Linked DNA regions of Homo sapiens: region 1 is linked to region 2. Evidence: chromatin loops called from intact Hi-C (ENCODE). Cell type or tissue: pancreas. All regions are shown on one strand. Links, peaks and the distances in the headings refer to the core of each region. The heading gives the core; the rest is flanking DNA.

Region 1 (12,444 bases), core at 2,579-10,578, 260 kb after region 2:
GATCACCTGAGGTCAGGAGTTCAAGACCAGCCTGGCCAACATGACGAAACCCTGTCTCTACTAAAAGTACAAAAATTAGCCAGGTGTGGTGGCGGGTGCCTGTAATCCCAGCTACTCAGGAGGCTGAGGCAGGAGAATCGCTTGAATCCAGGAGGCAGAGGTTACAGTGAGCTGAGATCATGCCACTGCGCTTCAGCCTGAGTGACAAGAGTGAGACTCCGTCTCAAAAAAAAAAAAAAAAAAAAGAGGAGCTGAGGACAGATGCAGAGGGAAGACCATGTGAAGACATACGGAGAAGGCAGCCATCCACAAGCCCAGGAGAGAGGCCTCAGAAGAAACAAACCCTGCTGACACCTTGATCTTGGACTTCTGGCCTCCAGAACTGTGAGAAAATACCTTTCTGTTGTATAAGCCGTCCACTGTGTGATACTTAGTTATGGCAGCCCTAGCAAACTCATACATGTGGGTGGGAAGGCACTGAGCTTTCTGCATTTCTAACAAGCTCCTGGATGCTGCTGATTCGAGGACCACACTTTGAGTAGCATGGACCTAGAGAATCTGATTCCTTTTTATTTTATGACATTGTCAGCAGCTTCCTAAGTCATTAGCAGGTGGGGAGGAGGACACTTTTTCTCAAACTCTGCCTTCCTAAAGATAGCTAAGGTAATTGTTCTCTACATTTTTTGTGGCACTTTTGAAATTTTACAAATAGAGTGGCACCTTTCAGTTTCTGTAAGTGAATGCAGTGGGCTGGATATACCCACACGGCATGGCAGGCATAGTATGCAAATTGAGGCACTCATGCTGTGTCTACAGTGGGCAGTTGCCACTCTGTCCCCATGCTAGAATGTGGGCTTAATGTGGTCATATTTTCCAAAACTTCAAGAGCCAGAAATTTGAATTTTTATATTAAATCTCTAGATTTTAAAACTTTCAAATGTTGGCACCTCCATCTGCTTATTTTTGAAATAATGTGAAGCAAAGGAGCTCTCTGAGGTGGTGCTGGACATGTTCAATATTTGGACCTCTACCTTGTTTTAGGTGTATACACATGTAAAAATTCATCATCCAGGTATAGCATAAGCAAACATTCATCAAACTGTATCATTAAAATTTGTACGACTTACCACTTGTAAGTTATGCCACAATAAAAAAGAAAAAAAATCTGCATGGGAATGATACACATGACAGTTATTACCTCTGGGGGCAGAGGCAGGAAAGGAACAGGGTTGGCCTTATGTGTATTTCTAACATATTTCTTCAAAGAGATAGAGGGCTGAAGCATATAGGGGGATTTCTTTCTTTCTTTCTTTTTTGAGACAGGGTCTTGCTCTGTTGCACAGGCTGGAGTGCAGTGGCACAGTCATAGCTCACTACAGCCTTGACCTCCCAGGCTCAAGCGATCCTCCCACTTCAGCCTCCCAAGTAGCTGGGACTACAGGAGCATGCCACCACGCCGCCTGGCTAATTTTTTAAATTTTTAGTAGAGACGAGATATCACTATGTTGCCCAGGCTGGTCTTGAACTCCTGGGCTCCAGCAATCCTCCTGCTTTGGCCTCCCAAAGTGCTGAGATTACAGGTGTGAGCTACCTCGCCCAGTCAGGAGAAAATATTAACAGCTGTTTCATCTCAGTGATACTAGGTATCTGCTTTATTGTTTTCTGTGTGTTTGAAATATTTCATAATTAAAATCAACTATTTTTTAACATTAAAAAAATAAAGCCTGGAAAGACCAACACTGCATGAACCAAATAAAACTCCTCAGAGGCTACTGCACCATTCTCTTGGTCTCCCTGTGGGACTGCACAGTTGTTTATGTACGAATGCTTACTGCCCTGACCCAGGGCTCCTGTATCTTCAGTAAATACCTGCTCCCTCTTTGTCACGGGTGTGATGTGATGTCACCCCACCCACTCAGCCCAGCACCCTCATATGCCATTCATCACCAGAAGTGTGTCCTCGGTGCAGCCTCAACTGTGGGAAAAATAACGTTTATATATCAACCCAAATTTGAAGACACTCTGTATTGGGTTCATAGTTTAAAGCTACCAGAGAACAGACTTCTCTGATCCTGAAAGCAATTAAAGCCTAGTGGTTGAACTCACTGGGTAGAAGCCTGGGTTTTCCAGTTTACTAAATATATGCCCCTGGGAAAGTTAGTTTCTCAGCTTCTATTTCTTCACCTGTAAATTGGGAATGACGACAGTATCTACCTAGTTGGGCTTACGGGTAGATTTAAATTTGCTGAGTTATTGGTGCATAACTGTTCATTAGTTATTATTAAGTAATTAATACTGGGTTGATTTTACTTTAACTATCTTTCTTACATCATAGATTGTCTGAGGCCACACCAGTATGAAATCAACAGCTGGCCACCAAGTCTCAAAGGGAAGATATTTTCGGCTGGGTGTGGTGGCTCATGCCTATAATCCCAGCACTTTGGGAGGCTGAGGTGGGCAGATCACTTGAGGTCAGGAGTTTGAGACCAGCTTGGCCAACATGGTGAAACCCCATTTCCACAAAAACTAGCTGGACATGGTGGTGTGCTCCTGTAGTCCTAGCTACTTAGAAGGGTGAGGCAGGAGAATCGCTTGAACCCAGCAGCCAGGAGGCGGAGGTTGCAGTGAGCCGATATCATGCCACCGCACTCCAGCCAGCCTGAGGGATGCACAGCAAGACTCTCAAACAGAAAAAAAGGAAGATATTTTCAACTCTGATTCAAGTGGCAAATGTAATTAAACATTGTCAAGTGCGGGGCAGTACAAACTTCTTTCTGCCTTCAAGGAATGGATCTGTTTCTGTCCTTCATGAAAAACCCTAAACGGCCAAAGCAACCTTAAGAGAAAACAGAATTGCAGAATCTCCAGGTTGGTTCTTTTCCTCTGGCCTCAAACCTCAGGGGTAGAGCGTTGGCCTCTCCCCTTGGACAGCATGCTGCCAGGACAGCCTCCCTGCTGACATGCCTGCCTGGGCTGCTTTCTGGGGCTTCTTGCTCAAGGTAATCCTCCAGGAACAGCACCCTGCTGGCAGCTTTGCAACCCCAAAAGGGCTTTCGCAATGACTAATAAAGCCATAAAGGATGAACACAGATCCAAAAAAATTCATCCCCTGAAGGAATATGATTTCGACTACTTTTCACTTGGTGCTTCCTTGTCTTTTAAGCCACATGCATTCAATTTCTGTCTGAAATTCCAGTTCTCTCACGTTGCAGTCTCCGGAGGCCATTTTCTCTGGTAAACCCGTGAAACGCTCTCGGAGCCTGGAAAGGGGTAGAGGAGCCAATTACTCATGAAAGCCCATTTTCTCTGTGGGTTTTCCCTCACATTTCAGGAGATGTATTCCTTTAGCATTTCTGCTATCACCAGTTCAGACCCCCAGAAATCTCCTGAGCCCCCTTTTCCCCTCCCATTAATTTAAAAATCCTGTAGCCGTTACTGTGGTCTGCCTTGCAGAACCTGGCAGTTCACCTGGCCTTTTCCACTCTCCCCCAAATTGGTTACCTACCTGTTGGTTCTCTTACACTAATGTCCCTTGCCACTGTCCGGTTCAGGCCCTCCCCACCCCTCCCTGGATGACGGCAGCAGACGTGTCTCTCTGGTCTACCCGCCCCTGACTTCGCCCTCAAGCTGTGCTCCTCCACTCTGCTGCTAAGGTACTTTCTAAAATACAAACCTGATGCCCCCTCTCAGCTGAAAATCCTTTAATACTGACCTCCCCCAACCCGTTTCCAGATGAAATGTTCCCCAGTCCTGCTAGAGCTTCTGCATTGTCAAGAATAGCCAAATACCTGGATTTTTATGTGAATTCCCCAATCCTTTTTTATTTGTAAAGTTATTACATTTTACATTTAAAAAAATTATAAAACATTGCAACAAGTCTCTCACCCATTCCTGCTCCCCGATTCCCTATTTGAAGAGGCCATCACTGTGGCCGGGTTCTTCTGCAGTGCTGCCTTACACGCACACACACACACACCCTACAAACATACACATACACAAGCACACACTGCCTTTTTTTCCATATAGATGGTAGCCAATTTTTAAATGTTGGTATAAAGTTTTAAAACCCTGAGGGTCAAATAAAAACACTTTTGTTCCTCTGAGGGTCAAAGAAAACACAGGCATGTGCCTTATGATCCGCTGGGTTGTAGATCACACAGGCATGTGTCTTTTGATCCACTTGACTGACAGTTCCCTGAAGACAGGAAACTTTGTCCTGGAATCCTCTTCGGTACCTGGGACGATACCTTGCACACAGCTGGCACTCAATAAGCACACTGCCTGTTCATGGAAACTTTTCTTAAGCACCAGCACTGTGTCTAATGCTGAGTCTACCACAGACTACGGGGTGAACTGTGGTGTGCCCACCCAAGAGGGAACACTCAGGAGAGTTAGTTGTCTGGTTAAGTCTCAACTCCTGTGGAAACAACCAGAATCTGCCTGCTTCCCATATTTCCTGGTTACCTGGGTCAACAACAAATGGACAGAAATAGCAGATTACAGTCCCCGTTCTCAGTTCTCAGGCCCCCTAATGGGGCATCTGCTCGTGCTGACGGCCTAAGCTGTGGCAGAGTGCTGAGACCAGTACCTCCTCGCCAGCTGTCATTCCCAGGAGCGGAGCTTCTGGGTCTCGCCCTCCACCAGGACAAGTCAAGCCAGGACAGGACCAAAACCACAGGCACAGGCAGAGCTTGCTGACTCTTCCTGAGGCACTGGGCTGGGCAGGGCAGGGCTGGGCCAGCTGCTGCGATGAGTAAGGCATTCAAGCTTCTTCATGTTGGGAGAAGACTCATTGCTCAGGTGGTTTTGGAATCTCCTAGAATAGATTCTATTTGCTCACTCTCCTGAGTCCCCTGCTTGCTCCCACACAGCCTGGCAGGAACAGGGCCTGTGTTCACAGGTCGCTCTTCCCCTCTGGCAACAGGTGTCATGGTTGTGGGACAAGGTGGCATTTTCATTCATGATGAGGTGGACCCCACTGAGGAATTGCAACAAGATCTTACATATCTCTCCTCCATCCTCGGAGGCAGTGATGTCCAATCCTGTGTCAGCAGTGATGCAGGACAGGTGGTTCCTGTCACAGCACACTCCCGAGGGAGGGCCATAGGCAATGTCCCTGTAACTGTACGGTGACGTCCTCCCCTTCTCCCTCACTCGAGAGCATTCTGGCAGGGAAGGGCATGGGGAGCACGACCTTAACGTTCACCTTGAATGTTATTCTAATTGTGGTGCAGTATGAATCTTACTACCAAAACGCAGGTGGGTGAGACTTGTCATAGTCCTTTTTTTCTTTCTCTTTATTTTTTTGAGACAGAGTCTTGCTCTGTCACCAGGCTGGAGTGCAGCAGCGCGATCGCAGCTCACTGCAACCTCCGCCTCCTTGGGTTCAAGCGATTCTCCTGCCTCAGCCTCCCAAGTAGCTGGGACTACAGGCGGGTGCCACCATGCCCAGCTAATTTTTGTATTTTTAGTAGAGATGGGGTTTCACCGTGTTGGCCAGGATGGACTCGATCTCTTGACTTCGTGATCCGCCCGCCTTGGCCTTCCAAAGTGCTGGGATTACAGGCATGAGCCACCATGCCTGGTCCCTTTTTTTCTTTATTTCAAGTTACCTCAGCCTTGATGCCCTCAACCTCGAGCCTGGCATGAAAATTAGATGTGTGGTAACAGGATGGGGCAGGCTTCCCTTCCCTGGAAATATGTGAAAATCCAGGAGGTTACAGGGTACCTGAAAAACAGGGACAGGTCCACTCTTCTTCTGAGACCAAGACCGCTGTGGAAATCCCCGGGGCTCCAGCCTGCATGCACCTTCAGGGAAGGGCTTGTGGCCGCTTCCTTTCCAAGCTGACACACAGGAATCTTGCTGAAGCTGAGAATCCTAGGCTAAGGCTCTGACCTTCTGAGAGACACCACAAAACCTCTCCACAGAAGTCCTGCCATGAGACTGTCACAGGGAGCACATTCCCATCCGCGATGCCTGGGGGCCACCAATCTCCAATCCTTCCCCAGGCTTCGGGCTTCCAGAAAACATAAAGCAGATTGTCAGGCCAGGCGCAGTGGCTCAGGCCTATAATCCCAGCACTTTGAGAGGCCGAGGTGGGCGGATCACCTGAGGTCAGGAGTTCAAGACCAGCCTGGCCAACATGGCAAAACCCCGTCTCTACTAAAAATACAAAAATTAGGCGAGCATGGTGGCACACGCCTGTAATCCCAGCTACTTGAAAGGCTGAGGCAGGAGAATCGCTTGAACCCAGGAGTTCAAGCAATGAGCCGAGATTGCGCCACTGCACTTCAGCCTGGGTGACAGAGCGAGACTCTTGTCTCAAACAAAACCAAAAAAAAAACCAGAGAGTCTGCGCAAACAACTTCTGAATTCAGCCCCCAAGCCAAACCTCCCTGAGGCAAGGCTAGCTTCCAGCTTGGAAAGAAGAAATAAAATACAGGAAAAACAAAACCCACATCAATAGCTCAATATATTATTCTGCCACCTAACTCATATTAGAATAATCATTCACAATTTCAGTACAGGGTAACATTCAGCCCTTGTCACAAATGCCTGTGTCCCACATCAGAGCTCATGCACCCCGCTGCTGCTTTGCTCTAAAGCAGAGCTGAAGAACTGAAGGCTACTACTCTGTCCTCACCCTGCTTTATTTCCTTCAATCACAGATTGTCCTCAGAATAAAAAATAAATGCCTTCCTCCCCGAGGGAGCAATTTCTAGCCAAGAGGATGATCAAAAATGGTGTTGCCCAATGCCCCAATTAACTGTACCAAACCCAGTAAATGATGAAAGTGAAGCCTCAGCTTATGATGATAATTAAGCTATGTTGAGTCAATGGCAGCTGCTGTAAGACCACTTCTATTACTAAAACTACCTTCTCCACTTAATTAGCACTTTCTTAGAAGCATCCTTAGTTTTTCACATTAATCTGACTGGGGACAGTGTCACTGAACCAGAGCTAAATGGCATCTGGTCTATGAGAGGTCTGAGTCAATAATATGGTGGCTGGTTTTAAAAAGATTGCTGTCCTTTCTTTGCTTGATGACTTGTGATATAGAAAAAAGAAAAATAAATAAAACCATCATTGTTGTAACACATTATTATTTTTAATATTTGGGTGGGCATGTGACCAAGCACTTGGAGTGGCAGGTTTGGAATTTTGAGTTTTGAGTTCTTCCGGATGTTTATTCCAGCTGTGTATTAACTGGCACCTTGGCAGCTGCGCTCTGGGCTGGTTCCGCAGTAGATACCACTGCTAGAACACATGCCTGGCCGTCTGTAGCCCCTGCTGGAAGCAATGGCTACTGTCCAGGGTAGAACTTTATCTAAAGGCTCCCATGATGAACAGATGCTCAACACTACTCATACTAAAAAAACATAAATGCAAACAGAAACCAGAAATCATTTTCACCTATCAGATGGACATGGACTAAAAATACTGATAATACAAACTGTGGGTGAGCTCGTGGGTAAACAGTAGACGCATAAATCATTGATAGGAGTGTACGATGGATCAGTCTTTTTACTGGGTAATTTGTTAGTGCCTATGCAAATTTTAAAAAGCTCATGCCCCTTTTCCTGGCAGTTCCATTGCTAGAAATTTACCATACAAACATACTTTAAACATATACCAAGAAAAGAAAAATGTTTCCTGCAGAATTGGTTGCAATAGCAACAAATTGGAAACCAATTAAATGTTTTTTAATAGGGCCCTGGCTAAGTGCATTATGGAACAGCAATACGATGGAATTATGTCACCATTTTAAAAGATGCTGATTTTGCATGCTAAAGTGAAAAAGAAAAAAAGACTTCCAAAATATAGCATTAATAAAAATGTGAAGTGCATATAAAACGCTGACTTTTTTTTGGAAGGATACACAAAAATATTGTTAACATGGTTATTTTCCTAACAATATATATATAATCTTAAAAATATACACAGTAAGCTGGGCACAGTGGCTCACACCTGTAATCCCAGCACTTTGGGAGGCTGAGGCGGGCCGATCACCTGAGGTCGGGAGTTCGAGACCAGCCTGACCAACATAGAGAAACCCCATCTCTACTAAAAACACAAAATTAGCCGGGCATGGTGGCACATGCCTGAAATCCCAGCTACTCGGGAGGCCGAGGCAGGAGAATTGCTTGAAGCCGGGAGGTGGAGGTTGCGGTGAGGCGAGATCATGCCACTGCACTCCAGCCTGGGCAACAAGAGTAAAACTCCGTCTCTCTCTCTCTCTCTCTCTCTCTCTATATGTATGTATACATACATCACCTAAATATATATACACACACACACACACACACATATATACACACATACTTATATATATAGAGAGAGATATGTATATACACATATATATACACACATACATACACACGGTATTTGGGAAGTGGTAGACCATTCTTTCCCCTTCTTTGTACTTTTTTGGTATTTTTAAGACTAGCTCTTTAAATAATGATGCTGTATTTATATAAAAGCTGAAAGATATCTGTGAGAGACTGTATTTTCCAATGTGGCCAGGGTAATATTCCCGGACCTATATGCCCTTCTGGAACCTCATTACTCCCCATCAAGAGGTGGAGTTTATTCCTCTCCTCTCGAACCTGCATGGGACTGTGATAGCCTCAACAATTAGAAGGCCATGGAAGTGAGGCTGTGGCTTCTGGGGCTACAGAAAAAGGGCCATGTGGCTTCCGTGTGGCTCTTGCTATCTTGCTATCTCTTGGAAAGCCTGCCCTGGAAACCCAGACACCATGATGTGAGGAATCCCAACCTAGCCCATAATTCTGAGTCTGTTCACAGAGTCGTGCACACATCACCACTATCTAATTCCAGAACACGTCCATTAACCCCAAAAGGAGCCCTGTACCACCCAATCCCCACCCTCCCCATGCCTGGCCACACCATCTACTTTTTTTTTTTGAGACAGAGTCTCGCTTTGTCACCCAGGCTGGAGTTCAGTAGCATGACCTTGGCTCACTGCAACCTCTGCCTCCCGGGTTCAAGCAATTCTCCCTGCCTCAGTCTCCCGAGTAGCTGGAATTACAGGTGCCCACCAGCACGCCTGGCTAACTTTTGTACTTTTTAGTTGATACAGGGTTTAGCCATGGCCAGGTTGGTCTTGAACTCCTGACCTCAGGTGATCTGCCCACCTTGGCCTTTGAAAGTGCTGGGATTACAGGCGTGAGCCACTGCACCCAGCCTCATCTACTTCTTCTCTGTGTATGTGCCTATTTTCTGGACATTTTATATAAATGGAATCATACAATATGTGGCCTTTTGTGTCTAGCTTCTTGCACTTAATTTCTTCAAGGTTCACCATGCTTTAGCATATATCAGTACTTCATTGAGTAATATTGCATTGTATGGATAGCCCACCTTTTGTTTATCCATTAATTGGCTGATGGACATTTGGGTTGTTGCTACTTTTTGGTTATTAGGAATAATGCTGCTGTGAACATTTGCTTACAAGTGTTTGTGTGGCCATGTTTTCAATTCTCTTGCGTTGAAGTACTTTTACATCACCTAAATATTAAATGATAAATACATAATAATCAAATGATACTAATAACTGGTACACAATTAATTCTTATTAAAGCAAATTCCCTAAGAGCAGAAACCTGTTCCTTCGTGGTATTTCAGGTTTAATAAAGACCATTGGGTAGACCTGAAGTAATACAACAGCACTATTTCCAACCCAGATTTTTCACCAATTCACACTGACATTTTCTCAAATCAGTCTGAAAAGAGATTGTCTGTTTATTATCTCTATGCAAAAACCCAGGGCTATGCTGTGGTCTTCAAAATCCCTCTTTATGTTCCAAAATGAAAACTTATCATTTAAATTTGACATATAGGAAAGGACTAGAGCCTTTTCAGGAATTTGGAGTTTGATTAGAATTCTGGGGAACACAGAACCTTTTGCTGTACTGTGATTTACCTATTCAGGTTTATTTAATAAATACAGTAGAGGTTAACAGATGATAGTGCAAGTTCAATAGAAGTAGGGTGATTTAAAAACATTCTGGATTACAATGAAAACTCACTTATGTGGGAGTTTGAGCTCACATTTACAGCCTCCACCAGCAGAAATCATGCAAATAAGAACCACTGCAGAGTTCTTTGTCCACAGACACCATCTCCCTTCAGGATGGTCCTGCTTTTCCCCCAGCACCTGTGCAGGCATCTCTGGCGAGCCTTATCACAGTCTTTCTGAGTTTGCCTGTATGCTTCACATAAATGTAGTAAAAAAACAATGAGACGCTTCTTTGGGGCAACTGCTGTAGAGGCCACTAATGAGAAAGTGTAGATGTTTCCATCATGGAAAATTACAAGTTTACTTGGTTTCAGTCCTTGGCACTAAGTCTTAGGTTCCTTGTCACTGAACAGCCTTCTTTCCACTTGGCTTCTCTTGGCCAGCATCCTGGCACACCATCAGAGGAGAAAATAATGAGAAAGAAGTGTCTTACAGGGATGGGGAGCACTGGTGGCTTACCATATGGGCATAATCATGGCTCTTCAAACAAATCCTTGACCAGACAGTAGCACTATTTGTCTTCTTGCCTACACAAGCTACATGTGGGGTTCACACCTCCTGAAACATGTGCACACTAAGAGAACTGGAGAATGTTTGCTCAGTTTCCCTCCTTTTCAGGGGAACCCTCTGGCTGGTCTTCAGTACATGAGCAGTGACCCAGCTGTGGTTAGCTCCAGAGAGTTTTCTAAGAGTCCCTCATGTTCTTAGAGTTCTGATGTTGCTTAGAAGACAGAGGCCTACCTCATTCTTGGTTTACTCATGCTTCAGGTTACATGAATGTGGGGTGGGGAGTGGGAAATAGCTTTATAATTTTTGTAGAAATTATATAAGGAGTCAGGAGTTTGAGACTGCCCGGGCCGAGTCTGGCTTACACACCGGTTGAATTCTTGTCCAGCGCCCAAGAAGAATGAGAATGTACTGACAGTGGAAGAGTGAGCACTTGCTAATTATAAAAATGCCAAAGGATAGCTATGTGGGGTAAAAAGCACCTGAGATCTCACCATGCAGAGGTAACATGTGCATCCCTTTGGTGAGAATTTCTAGTAATCTGTCTGATGTGTATAATTATTCATCCAGCATTTCCCAAATATATTTGTGAACATAGTGTTAGTTTGTGTTCATCCAGGAGCCAATCCTGAGACAGAGACCGGAAAGCAAGAAATGCATCTGGGAGGTCAGCATGTGGTAAAGGGGAGCGGGGAAGTAAGGCAGGGAGGGTGAGGCTGGTGGTTATCAGGTTAGCTGCTCCTGTGGGTGGCTGGGTGGTGCTCAGTCCCACGGAGGAACTGTGGAAAAGAGTATGGAACGTGTGCCTCAGCAATGCTTACCTGAGGGCGAGGGAGCTGGGGCATTTACAGCCAAGGTGCTGTTGGCTGAGGCTGCTCCCTGGGGGTGTGACTTCTGAGCACTTCCAGCCTGCACAGCCTACTAAGACATGTGAGAAAGCACCCCCGCAACCACTGCCCCTAGGAAAGAGGCAGACACTGGCAGCCGGAAGGCAGCCAGACACATACTTATTGGTCGTATTGCTTAGGAGATGCGTCAGGCACTGTTCTAGGTGCTGGGGACATGGAAGGAAACAAAACAGAGAATTCTGCCATCATGGAACATTCTGTCTATTGGGGGAAAATAATAAACAGGGCAAGTAAGAAACCATGGAGTGTGTTAGGCAGTATCAAGTACTGTGAAGAAAAACGAAGTAGGAAAGGGAGTTCTGGGAAGGGGGACAGGAGATGGGTTGCAAACAGCGAAAGAGGAATGAGGGCAGGCCTCACTGAGAAGGTGACACTCAAGTAAAGGCTGGAAAGAGGGCAGAGGGAGGCACTTCACATGGTTACCTGGGAAGAGGAAATAGCAGGAGCACCAGCCCTAAGGCAGGAATATGCCGAGGCATGTGTGCAAGGCCCGTGCGGCTGGGCTGGGAGGGCAGGGTAAGCGGGGCCGTGCTGACCTCTGTGCAGCCTCAGGCTCCTACCTGGGGCAAGACCGAAGGCTGTAGGAGAGTGGGAGCATTAACAGGGTGGCAACAGCTGCTGTGCTGTGAACAGCCCAAGAGGGGCCAGGGCGGAAGCAGAGAGGACTGAGGAGGCCGGGGAGGAGGGTGAAGCAGTTAAGATTCTGGAGATATTCTGAAGGTAGAGCCAAAAGACTTGCAGACAGATTGGATGTGAGGTATGATAGAAAGAAAGAAGCCAATGGATTTGGTTTGAGCAACTGGATGGAGCTACCTCTTCCTGAATCAGGGACATTTTCCAAAGGAGTGGCACAGGATTTTTTTCTCGGTCACTTTGCAAGCCAGGGACCTCTGGCTGGTGACGGCCCACCTGGGCCTCGCTTGACCATGCTACCTGCTGCAGGAGACGGCCCGCCCACTTCACCCGCCTGGGCCAAGTATGGCTTCCAC
Region 2 (12,444 bases), core at 2,902-10,901:
TGTAGGTGACACTCCCAGTGACATCCTTGTATCCTAGGCTCTGGGAAGCCCTGCAATTAAAACAACAAATGGGTTGGATTTTGTTTAATCCACTGTCCTGCAAGCTCATTTGACCAAAGAAGCCCTTTGTTTCAAGGCCCCCCTGTCACAAGCTCCTGCACATGCTCTGGGAAATGTTGTGAGACAAGCCCTGTGAGCTCAGGGTGGAGCGTGAGAGCTGGGATCTAGTTTAGGCCATGGCACTGGCCAGCGCCAGGCAGATGCTCATCTTTGTGGGGCTCATTTCTGTACCTTTCCTGCCTGCCTGCCCCTCAGGAATCTTACTAGCAAGGCCTAAAATGGGAAATGCAGTAGGTTTTCCACCACAATGAGTTAAAACCCTCGGCCTCATGGCCCAAGGCTTACCTCTGCCTTCTGTCCACCCCGAAAGCTGATGCCATCGGAAATGCACGACTGGAATTCGGCAATGGTGTAGTACTCCACCTCAACAGAAGGGGGCTCTGGTGGCTTTGGCAGTTGGAACCCCTAAGGTTAAGGAACACACAGTGGGCAAAACCCGCCTAAATCAGAAGAGTAACTTGGCCAAGGGTTGGTCCCCACTCAGTCCCCAGGGGGTGCGGATGGCCGTTTACACCAGCTGGACAGCAGCTGGCCTGAGTACGTATCTATCATGGGAGTCTCAGGGTATATATCGCCAGGGGACTACTCTGATGAGGCTTTCTAATAATACTCAGGACTCACGGAAGACTTGTCTGAGCTATCAAAATTCTCACATTACTATTACTATCATCATCATCATCATCATCATCATCATCATCATCATCATCATTACTCTGAGATAGGGTCTTGCTTTGGGACCCAGGCTAGAGTGCAGTGGAGTAATCAGAGCTCACTGCAGCCTCCATCTCCTGGGCTCAAGTGATCCTCCCACTTCAGCCTCCCCAGTAGCTGGGACTACAGGCACACACCACCACACCTGGTTAATTTTTTTTTTTTTTTTTGGTAGAGATGGGCTCTCTCAGGATCTGGAAGAATTTGCTAAAAAAAAAAAAAAAAAAAAAAAAAAAGCTCTCCCCCTCCCCCTCCCCTTCCCTCTCCCTCTCCCCACGGTCTCCCTCTCCCTCTCTTTCCACGGTCTCCCTCGGATGCCGAGCCGAAGCTGGACTGTACTGCTGCCATCTCTGCTCACTGCAACCTCCCTGCCTGATTCTCCTGCCTCAGCCTGCCGAGTGCCTGCGATTGCAGGCGCGCGCCGCCATGCCTGACTGGTTTTCGTGTTTTTTTGGTGGAGACGGGGTTTCGCTGTGTTGGCCGGGCTGGTCTCCAGCTCCTAACCGCGAGTGATCCGCCAGCCTCGGCCTCCCGAGGTGCCGGGATTGCAGACGGAGTCTCGTTCACTCAGTGCTCAATGGTGCCCAGGCTGGAGTGCAGCGGCGTGATCTCGGCTCCCTACAACCTCCACCTCCCAGCCGCCTGCCTTGGCCTCCCAAAGTGCGGAGAGTGCAGCCTCTGCCCGGCCGCCACCCCGTCTGGGAAGTGAGGAGCGTCTCTGCCTGGCCGCCCATCGTCTGGGATGTGAGGAGCCCCTCTGCCTGGCTGCTCAGTCTGGAAAGTGAGGAGCGTCTCTGCCCGGCCGCCATCCCATCTAGGAAGTGAGGAGCGCCTCTTCCCGGCCGCCATCCCATCTAGGAAGTGAGGAGCGTCTCTGCCCAGCCGCCCATCGTCTGAGATGTGGGGAGTGCCTCTGCCCTGCCGCCCCGTCTGGGATGTGAGGAGCGCCTCTCCCCGGCCGCGACCCCGTCTGGGAGGTGAGGAGCCTCTCTGCCCAGCCGCCCCGTCTGGGAAGTGAGGAGACTCTCCGCCTGGCAACCGCCCCGTCTGAGAAGTGAGGAGCCCCTCCGCCCGGCAGCCGCCCCGTCTGAGAAGTGAGGAGCCCCTCCGACCGGCAGCTGCCCCGTCTGGGAAGTGAGGAGCGTCTCCGCCCAGCAGCCACCCCGTCCGGGAGGGAGGTGGGGGTCAGCCCCCGCCAGGCCAGCCGCCCTGTCCGGGAGGTGAGGGGCGCCTCTGCCCAGCCGCCCCTACTGGGAGGTGAGGAGCCCCTCTGCCCGGCCAGCCGCCCCGTCCGGGAGGGAGGTGGGGGGGTCAGCCCCCTGCCCGGCCAGCCGCCCCGTCCGGGAGGTGAGGGGCGCCTCTGCCCGGCCGCCCCTACTGGGCAGTGAGGAGCCCCTCTGCCCGGCCACCACCCCGTCTGGGAGGTGTACCCAACAGCTCATTGAGAACGGGCCATGATGACAATGGCGGTTTTGTGGAATAGAAAGGGGGGAAAGGTGGGGAAAAGATTGAGAAATCGGATGGTTGCCGCGTCTGTGTAGAAAGAAGTAGACATGGGAGACTTTTCATTTTGTTCTGTACTAAGAAAAATTCTTCTGCCTTGGGATCCTGTTGATCTGTGACCTTACCCCCAACCCTGTGCTCTCTGAAACATGTGCTGTGTCCACTCAGGGTTAAATGGATTGAGGTCGGTGCAAGATGTGCTTTGTTAAACAGATGCTTGAAGGCAGCATGCTCGTTAAGAGTCATCACCACTCCCTAATCTCAAGTACCCAGGGACACAAACACTGCGGAAGGCCTCGGGGTCCTCTGCCTAGAAAAACCAGAGACCTTTGTTCACTTGTTTGTCTGCTGACCTTCCCTCCACTATTGTCCTATGACCCTGCCAAATCCCCCTCTGCGAGAAACACCCAAGAATGATCAATTTAAAAAAAAAAAAAAAAAAAAGAACACAGGACAGAGGCAGACCCACCAGCAGGGAGAACACCACGTGAAGCCTGGAGTCAGGCTTCCGGAGTCCCGGAAGCCGGGAGAGAGGCGGGGAACAGGTCCTCCTCCCACGCCTTCCCAGGGAACGAGGCCCTGTCGGCACCCTGATCTCCTCGCCCCTAGAACTGGGAGACAACACGTTTCTGCTGTTAAGCCACCCAGTGTGTGGTACTTTGTTACAGCAGCCCCCAAAAATAAAGACACCATTCCATGTCAAGAAAAAAAAAAAAAAAAAAAAGAAAAATTGTGTTGGGATTTAAATTAGAATTTCATCGAATTTACAGATTAGGGATAAAATTGAATAATACCGAGTCTTCTCATCCATAAATGTACCTTATTTCCATTCTGCCAGGCCTTCAATTCATTTTTGTGATTTTTCTTCATCAAAATATTGCACATTTTAATTAAATTATTCTATTCTTTAAAAAAAAAAAAAAAAGAGAAAAAAACTAGAGACAGGGTTTTGCCTGGTCTCAAACTCCTGGGCTCAAGCAATCCTCCTGCCTCAGCCTCCCAAAGTGCTGGAATTACAGGCATAAGCCACTGTGCCCAGCACAAAATGCTCATTATTAATGCAGTAATTTCTAATCTTACATCTCTGGAGGTCTAGTTTTCAGATGCCTCAATAGCTGAATCTCAAAATGAAAATTAAAAAGCAGAGAAATCTCCTGTAATCGTAGTGCTTTGGGAAGCCCAGGTGGGAGGACTGCTTGAGGCCAGGAGTTTGAGATCAGCCTGGGCAAATAGTGAGACCCCATTTCTACCACACACACATACACACACACACACAAAAATTAGGTGGACATGGTGTTATGCACCTGTGGTCCCAGCTACTTGGGAGTCTGAGGCAGGAAAATAGCGTGAGCCCAGGAGTTCGAGGCTGCAGTGAGCTATGAACAGACCACTGCACTCCAGCCCAACTGACAGAGTGAGACTCTGTCTCTGAAAAAAAAAAAAAAAAAGAAAGAAAGAAAAAGCAGAGAAATCATTCTAACAAAGCACTTGCACACTGCCCTGTGGGAGAGGAAGGAAAGCCACTGTCCTGGAGTCTAGGGGTGAGGGCTGCAGGTGGGACTTCTGACAGCACAGGCAAGGCAATGGAGCACAGTGGTCTCTAGTCTGGGGTGTGTGTGTAAGAAGGCAGTGCGGTTGAGTGAGCAAAGTCTTTGGCTGGTCATCATGACAAGGCCAGATAGGCAGGCAAGCACTAAATAAACTCGCAATATTCTGTGGGCAGGGTAGAACTCATTGGAGATCCTCAATGCTTTTCAGAAACTGGCACAGCAGCATCTAAGCATGACATTCAAGGACATTTAGAAGCTGGCTTTGGCCCATGGTTTGTGAGCCTCACCCATTCATTTAACAACTGTTTGTTGTGTGTCTACTGGGTGCCAGACACTGGTCTAAGGCACCGAGCGCCCAGTAGGAAACCAAATGGACAACCCCCTGCCCTTGTGGATTGTATATTTTTGCTTCAATGGTCTTGTCTCTACTCAGCTAAAATGGACTTTGTACCCCGCTATTTATGTCCTCCCTCATGCAAAGGGGTTCAAATAAAGCAATTGGGAAAAAAAGGTGGGAGGGATGAGGGGACGGGAAGAAGCTTGGTGTAGCAGGAAGACCTGGAAAGACCTCAACCTTGGGGCTGGACTCCAATCATAGCAATTTACCAGCTGTGTGGCCCTGGGCAAAGCCCTTGACGTCTCTGAACTTCAGTTCTCTCATCTGTAAAATGGAACTAATACCAGCATCCTGAAGAGGATCCCTGAGATAACATACATCACTTTGGGCCCAGCGAGGGGCATAGGGAGAGCTCAATAAATAGAAGCTGGAACTCAGCACTCCTTCTGAACTTCTCTTCTTCCCAGCCTTCCTCATCCTTCAAGGCTCTGCATGTCCTAACCCCACCAGTTGAAACTGAGCTGAGGCAGAGTGAGTGAGGGGTGGGAGGAAGCTGGTTTTGAGGGATTGAGTGAGAATCTGCCACCTTTCCTGGCCCCAGGGCCTGGCTGTGCAGCCGTGCATGTGAGCAGACACAGCCCAGGCTCAGCCCAGGCCACATCTCTGGCCAGGTGGGATGCAGCTGGGCCTAACTGGAAACAGCAGCCCTGCCTCAGCAATCCCCACATTTGGTAAGTGTGGAAGGAATTACCCCATTCTTGCCAAAATCAAGTCTGCCTGAAAATAATTAGCCGTGGCTAGGAGAGATGGTTGAGAGGGAGAATTCAGTGTTTGGGTGTGTAAAACTCAGGAGGAAAAAGAGAAACTCCACTGGGGTCCATGGCCAAGGCAAGGAAGGTCTCATCTCCAGGGATGAAATCTTTAAAAACCATATTTTTATGGAGGGCCTACTCTTCCATAGACTGGTGCCATCTCCCTTAGCCAGGGCTGATGTCACTGACCACAGTAACTCTTGTTGCTAAGCCCAGATGTGACTTCAGAATCCTCCTTAACCCAGTGCACCAGGTAGTATTACCAAGCAGGCAAGAGCTGACATAGGAAATGGAAACCTGTTTGCTAGCCCCCCACATAAATCATCTCATTTCATCCTTACAACAGCCCTAAGAGATGGCTAGTACTGTCCCGTCTGATAAATAAGGGCACTGAAGCTTGTAGAGGGCAACTGGCTTACCTACAGTCTCTCCGCCTCTAAGTGTCAGAAGTGGAATCCGAATCCATGCCTGGCACTTGAAGACACACTCTTTCCACTACATCCCACTGCGCTTACTAACAGTTCTTTGTTCCAAGGCTCTCAGCCTGCCACCAGCATCGCAGGCACCCCAAGCCCTGGCCCCTGATGCGTATCTACCTGCCCGAGGGTCTGGACACCAGGAAACCCCACCCACATGAACCAGGGACCCTGGCAGTGTTAACCTCTTAAAGCTGGGGCGTGAGCCACTCCTTGCAACTCACACTCCTCCCTGGAAGACGTTCACTGATCTGCCCTCTGCCCTCCCAGACTCTGCCATCCACCACCTCCACTGGGCATTCCTGACCAGGGAAAGCTGAAAGGCTTCCAGGCTAGCATGGACAGGAGCCCCATTTCCAGCCTCTGGCAATGCCCTGGCTGGACACTTTTGCCGGGCAGTCTAAATGTTTATGTCTGCCAATGCAGTGGCTGGGATGGATTTATTTAGCTTTGGAGTGCAGTGTGTTTCCGATTATAAACTGTCCAGCCAGGCCTCCAGGAAGGCTGGGATCTGCAGGCTTCCCTCCCTGCCCCTAGCCCCACAAAACTAGAAGCCCCAGCAGGGCTCTGGAAAACCCCTGGATCAAGAGGCTCTGCCGCAAGATAGCCAATTGATCGGGTGGCTATAGCGCATTCACAGAAAAGGAAGGAAAGGGGAGAAGAAATTCAGTACACATACCAGGCTGGATTCTCTGCGTGGTGGAGGTCTTGTCCGTAGGTTCGGGGAGCCTAGAGGAAGAGACATGGCTTCAGAAATCCTAGTCAGACGATGGGCAACAGTACCCATACCTGCCTTCCCTAGGTGAAACTAACTCCTGATCCTTCAAGTTCATGCTTTAGCTCAGCCTTTATGAAGGACTTGACACTCTAAGTCACTATGGGCACTGTGGTTGGGCTTTTTCAAGGGGAAACTATAGACCTTTACCTTGGCTGTGCTTCCAGGGGATCTATGAACACTCTAAAATTATGTGCACTTTTCAAAATGTGCAGCTATGTGGGCATTTTTCAGGGTAACGGGTGTATAGATTTATCAGGTTTTCAAAGTTAGGAGCAGAGACCATGTCTGTTTTTTGCTTACTATTAAATCCATAGAAGCTAGCATAATGCCAGGCAAGAGGAGGTGCCCAATAACTGTTTCCCAGCTGGTTCCCTAAAAGATTTCAGGCACGAGAGCTAACTTAACCCAGTGGAGCTAAACTAAAGAAACAGCTTTCCTCCAGATTTTAAGAATGGCTGGACACAAACAAAAGCTAGGTTCCTATAACATGGAAGTTTTAAGCCTCAACAAAAGGCATTATTGGGCCAGAGATGGAGGGTGCCAGACTGCCTGGAGTCTCCTGTAGAAATGAAGATGATTCTTGAAGAACGCCCTGTTGAAACTGCCTGTGTAGAGTGGTAAAGCCTTAGCTCCCAAGTCTCTTAGGTTTCCAGTAACGAGTGGAAAGTCATAGGGAAGGAGCTGCTAAGGCCCAGAAAGACGTTTCTCTACAGACTGTCACTCCATAGGGCAGCCCTGCATATAGCACCCACATTCAACAGCCCAGGGAAATGTGTTTTTTTGATTTTTTAAAAGTCAGCTACACATCATCTATCTTGATTTATAAAGCCTTTACCATAAGGAAAAGAAAACATTTCTTGCTCTTGGAACGCGTGTATCTGCAGAGTGACCATTGCTGGCTCTCCACTAGAGGAGGGAACGCTACCACCCACATCCTCATGTGATCTAGCTTCCGTGGAGCAGCTGGGAGCAGTTGAGTCATCATACTCCTCTGCCTTCTCCACTCCTGTGATGAGCATGACACAAGTTGACAGAGTGAGGGTCAAAGGCCAGTCTGTAGCCCAGGAGGAAAACGCCATGGGGGTCCTGTGCACCCCCCTGGCTTTCACGGCACCCATGCCCATTCTCTAAGGAGCTTTGCAGTGAGGACCTAGAGGTCAGCGAGGCTCTTACTGATCTGGGCCCGCTGAGGGGCAATCCTGGCCACAGCTGGAGAGCCCTGGGCCAGCCTGGAGACAGTCCTGTCAGGAACGCCCACGGCACTGCCATTGGAGGCATTGCAGAGGATGGGCAGGCTGATCTCCTTCTTGGCAATGGGGGCCTCATGGCCCTCGCCTTCGGCTGGTGGAGTTTCCTTGTCCCCAGACGCCTTCTTGTTCAGCAGGTTGCTGATCTCCATGATGTTCCCAATGATCTCCACTGGGCCGGCCAGGTTCTTCTTCCGGGTTGGCAGGTCATCCTTGGCCTTCTTCAGGTAGGATGCTGGCGCCCAGCCCTCTTTGCCCAGGTATCTGTGGGGAGGAGCAGGATGTGCTATCATTAGAGCACTCTGACCTCACAGCCCACTCCCAGGCCCTAGGATCCATCTGGCCTTGCCCAGTGGAGCCTTCCCTACCATGTTCTGCAAGGCTTGGCAATCCCACTACTCTGGAGAGAAATGGCACCGAGGGTAGATGGAAAAGACACCCAGAACACCAATTCCCACTGCCCCCCCACCATGCTCCTTTTTCTTTGCCTGATCCCTCTTGGGGTGGGCTCTCATGTTCTGCAAAGTCAGGCAAATGTGGGAGCTTGGGATCAGATTTATCAACTTTTGGGTTGCCCAAAGGAGGACTTCATAATGGCCTGCTACTTCCCAGTCAGTTGAGGATAATTAGAGAGATAAGAAGAAGGTGTGGATGTGGTATGTAGAGGTAAATGGCCTGTAGGAAGGGGAGGTATTATTAGAGAGGGAATTGACTCCAGAAGGTGAGAGTCAGGCAGTCTGAGTTCTAGTCTGTGGTACCTTGCACAAGTCCCTTCCCTGGAGCTCAGTTTGTGTCTCTTTTGCAAGATGCAGGGATAGAGTCGCTGCTAAAAATGTACCCAGAAGGACAGACATGTTGAGATCAACTAAGCTGTCTCCAACATCTTAGCTGGAATGGCTCCTCCATGCCAGATGACTGAATGGGACAGCTGTGGTGCCACTGCAGGGAGAGTAGGTGGATCCTCTATAGACTGTCACAGACCAAGTTCACAAACCAGGCTAAATTTACTGTAGTGGAACAAAGATGCATTATTCAATAAGTGATTTGGGGCTGGGCGAGGTGGCTTACACCTGTCATTACAGCACTTTGGGAAGCTGAGGCAGGAGGATCGTTTAAGGCCAGCCTGGGCTACATAGCAAGATCTCATCTCTACCAAAAAAAAATTTTTTTTTTTTTTAATTAGCTGGGTGTGATGGTGCATACCTGTAGTCCCAGGTGCTTGGGAGGCTGAGGTGGGAGGATTGCTTGAGCCCAGAAGTTTGAAGCTGCAGTGAGCTATGATCATACCACTGCACTCCACTCTGGGAGACAGAGTGAGACCCTGCCTCCAAAAATGTAAAAAGTGATTTGGGGAAAACTGATGACCCAGTTAGGAAAAACAAGTAAGACAGACACTGGCTTTATACCATATAGCAGAATTAACAAATAGAAGATTGACATAATGTTGGGGGTTGAGAAAATCTAAGTGGGGCTCCAAAAGCAGAAACCATAAGTGAAAAGACAAAAGCACATGACTAGATAAAACTAAAACCAAAGCAAAACAAAAACAAAACAAAACAAAAGGAAACAAAACCAAAAGCTCATAAACAAAGGCAAAAGGCAAATGATAGGGCTGACTTAATTTCTGGTGATTCGATGACTTCTGAAAACAAGCTTTTCCTTTTTTCCTCGTGGTGTTGAGTTTTCACCCAAACCCATGGGGACTTCACTTCCTGGTCCAGTAGTCGCTGGCCAGTGCCCCCAAGTCTGGGTTGCAATGTCCCCATCTGCTCCCTGGACACATCTGGCTCTTTGGAATGGCTCCTCCACACCAGATGTCTGAACACCTCCCCCCCCGCCCCGCCCACCGTCTTCCTGATCTGACCTTGTTCTTGGGCGCTCATTAGGTGGGAGAAAAGGAATATGAAAGCTGAAGTTCCTATCAACATGTCTGAGCTTTGCGAGAAAGCTCAGGTAGGAGGTGGCTCCTTACGTTCTGTCACAGAAACATGCAGGCAGGCTGAGCCAAGCTCGCCTCCCCAGGGATTGGGAGGCAGAGGTGAGTTAACACGTGGGTGGGAGTCAGGGGCCTGTCTTTGGCTCCCTGATGCAATGGGTGCAAACAGAAGCACAGAATTTTAAGGGTGGATGGAAGCAACGAGTAAAAATACCTAATCTTATGTGAGCCAACAACTACGGCTCAGAAAAGCAAGGGGGTCACACAGTGAGCGCTTAGCAGCATCTGGCCCAGAGCCTGGTGCTCTTGCATCTCAGAGAAAAGACAAAGATGAGCCCACTGGCCCTCACTGACGATTTTTCTACATGGACACTGTAGAGCTATGGGGAGAGGGGGCTCATGGAGGTGACGGTCAGGCCTGCTTAGGGCCCCGAGTGCTGTATTTGTGTTCCTTCAGCACTACATGGGTAAAATTAAGATTCCAGGAGGAGAAACGCAAGGGAATCAGGAGTGCCTGTGTGTGTCTGGGTCCAGCTCTGCTCACATCTGCTTTCCAGCAATGGAGAATGAAATGACTCCAGCGGGAAGCAAGCTGGAAAGGGCGCGATGGAGAGTGCGAGGGTGTGTGTGTGTGTGTGTGTGTGTGTGTGTGTGTGTGTGTGTGTGTGTAGGGGTTGGGGGAGGAGAAGAAAGACAGGAAATGAGGATCAACGTAGAGCCTGGAATGTTGGGAAATGGCATATTTAAGGGGGTGTCTGGCAGCCTTTTTAAGGTGGAATCTTTTCAGCCGGGTTTTCTCAGTCCAAGCTCCTGCTGGCTGTAAGACTAGGCCATGGGGATAGGAGCGGACTAGAAGCAGCTCAGAGTGACTTTGTTGGTCATTTTAGAAAACAAAAAAATAATAATAAAGCAGCCTTGTAGATAAGCTCCAGGCAAGTGAGCTAGGCCACCAGCCTGCCAGAATGTTTCCTGGCTTTCCCATGTTCAACTCATGGCTGGTGGGTGATTGGGTTGACTCTAGTTTCCATTGCTCAGAGAACATAAAAGTCTAGGGGCACTGGCTTTGGACAATACACATCCAGATGCACAGTCCCATCCCACCCAATGGGACAGAAAGGGACATCTCAGCCCTCCTGACTGATATGCACCAGGGCTCCGGGGTGGGGCGGGGTGGGGGCGGGGTAGGGGCGGGGGGTGTGGTGCGTGCCATGGAGCCATGTTCCATCAGGTCAGACTAAGGTGCAATCTCCATATGGCCAGTGACCTCAGCATGGACTAGCCTTTAATGCCATCATGTTGTACCATGTTCTGAGCAACTGTCCCACGAGTACTCACATCCCCTGGGGCACATTGGTGCCACTGCACAATCCTGTCCCCTCTGTCGGAGACCACCTAGAATGCATGTCCTGCCCACAGTGGATCTGGGGTCCCCAGAGCCCAAGGATATAGGACTATCCCTGTCAGCTGGGTAACTGGCAGAGAAGAGAGAAGGTGGGCAAAGTCATCACAGCTGAGCCAGTTCCAAGGACACCAAAAGCACTTACTGAGATCAAGTCTCCTGGAGCATTTCTTGAGAGCAGGGGTCCTGGAAGGGTAGGTCTTGGCCAGGTAATGGTGAGTGAAACCCACGGGATTGTTTGCCTCCAGCAGGTCAGGAAAGACCCCACTTCCCTACCCATACCATTCAATAGGATTCTACGCTGGGAACTGTGATTAGGCCTGGGAGAGGGAGGGGCAAGAGAAGGAAGAAGCCTCCGATGGCCTGAGCCGAGGCCTGACTTCTGCTCCAGCCCTTGCAGCCAGCCCTGCAGATTGGACAGCCAGTCCCCATCCACCAGGGACGTGGCTGCAAGAGGCCTGCACCTGCACCCGCCCCCGCCCCCAGCCCACCTCCCTGAGTACTGAGCCTGGGCAGCAGAGGTTGCCTGCTGGGACCTCAGCAAGGCCTGCGGACGCCAGTGCTCCAGGCAGCCCTAGCTGTGGAGCACACCAGGCAGCCAAGGCCGGACACACAAAACCAAATTCAGATGTGCTGAGCTCTCTTGGCAGATACGTGGGAAGGGATTGCACCACAGCCTGCAAGCTGACCCGGGGCCTCTGTGCCCCGCTGGCTGTGGCTCAAGCTCTGCTTTACGCGTCCCGGGAGAAAACTTGCAAGATGAGCATTCTCTGGTTGAGCTATTCAGCTGTGCAGAGGTGCAGCAGCCCAGCCCTGTGCCGTGGGCACAAAGCTGTCAGTATCTACCTGCCATCAGGTGGCCATGGCCACTTTGCACTCTGCCCAGGGCCCAGGTGGGCGAGAGGCATCTCGTTCATAATGTAAGGGTTCCCTACCTGATATACCACCAGCCTTCCAGATTCTTCCGGATCACCTCCACTGTGACGCCCTTCTCAAAGCCAATCTCGTCCTTGCTTTGGCTGGTGTAAGGCTGCACGGTGACATACTTCTCCTCTGGGGGTGGGAGCAAGCAAGCAAGATTATTTGAGGTCGGGGTGCAGGTCCTGCTTCCTGTCCCCTCCTCCTGCCCTGGCCTGGCTTTTGCTCAACTGCTTGCCAAGAAGGTCCACTGGGTTGGCTCTGGCTTCTCCAGGGGAGGGAAGGACCAGGCCCCAGAGGTGGCAGCAGGGAGACCATGGGAGCAGAGGTCACTGCTGCTCCCAGTGTGTGCCAAAGCCAGCCAGGACCCAGGTTGTCAGGCAAGGCCCTGGGAGCAGGGAGTCGGCTCTCCCAGCCTGATAATGGCGGCCAGGCTGCCGGGACCTTGGAGTCCACAGGGCTCAGAAGCTTGCTGGGCCGAGGGCAGGATTAGGAGAAGCCGGCCCCTCATGAGGTGTCCTTGCATGCCTTGAGGCCCCACGGCATACCGCTTTTCCTCGAAATGTGCCCTGTTTCCATCTGTGTCCCAGATGAACTCTCCTATCCCTGCCCCCAGCTCAGCCTCTTGCATCCTTCCTCTGTCTGACCTTCAGAGGT

What was found. Peaks named below come from ENCODE experiments on the same cell type or tissue, not always from the same donor. Only the 100,000 strongest peaks of a DNase experiment are listed, where the experiment ranks them.
Region 1: it touches region 2 in a loop (2.4-fold over the local background); 9 of 110 quality-filtered maps call a loop at or near these places.

What each region holds. Positions count from the first base shown.
Region 1 is chr10:103,867,635-103,880,078 of GRCh38, forward strand. STN1 (STN1 subunit of CST complex) reads right to left here. Exons shown (of 10, transcript NM_024928.5): 10 at 9,935-12,444. Among named protein-coding and RNA genes, the nearest start is that of SH3PXD2A, 18 kb to the left of the region's middle. In pancreas, for the core only: no CTCF peak of the experiment used is centred there; no DNase peak of the experiment used is centred there.
Region 2 is chr10:103,605,393-103,617,836 of GRCh38, forward strand. It overlaps SH3PXD2A (SH3 and PX domains 2A), which reads right to left. Exons shown (of 15, transcript NM_001394015.1): 11 at 11,805-11,922; 12 at 7,461-7,798; 13 at 6,189-6,238; 14 at 406-525. Among named protein-coding and RNA genes, the nearest start is that of NEURL1-AS1, 94 kb to the left of the region's middle. RefSeq lists an enhancer at 1,972-2,829. In pancreas, for the core only: no CTCF peak of the experiment used is centred there; a DNase peak (open chromatin) is centred at 7,615.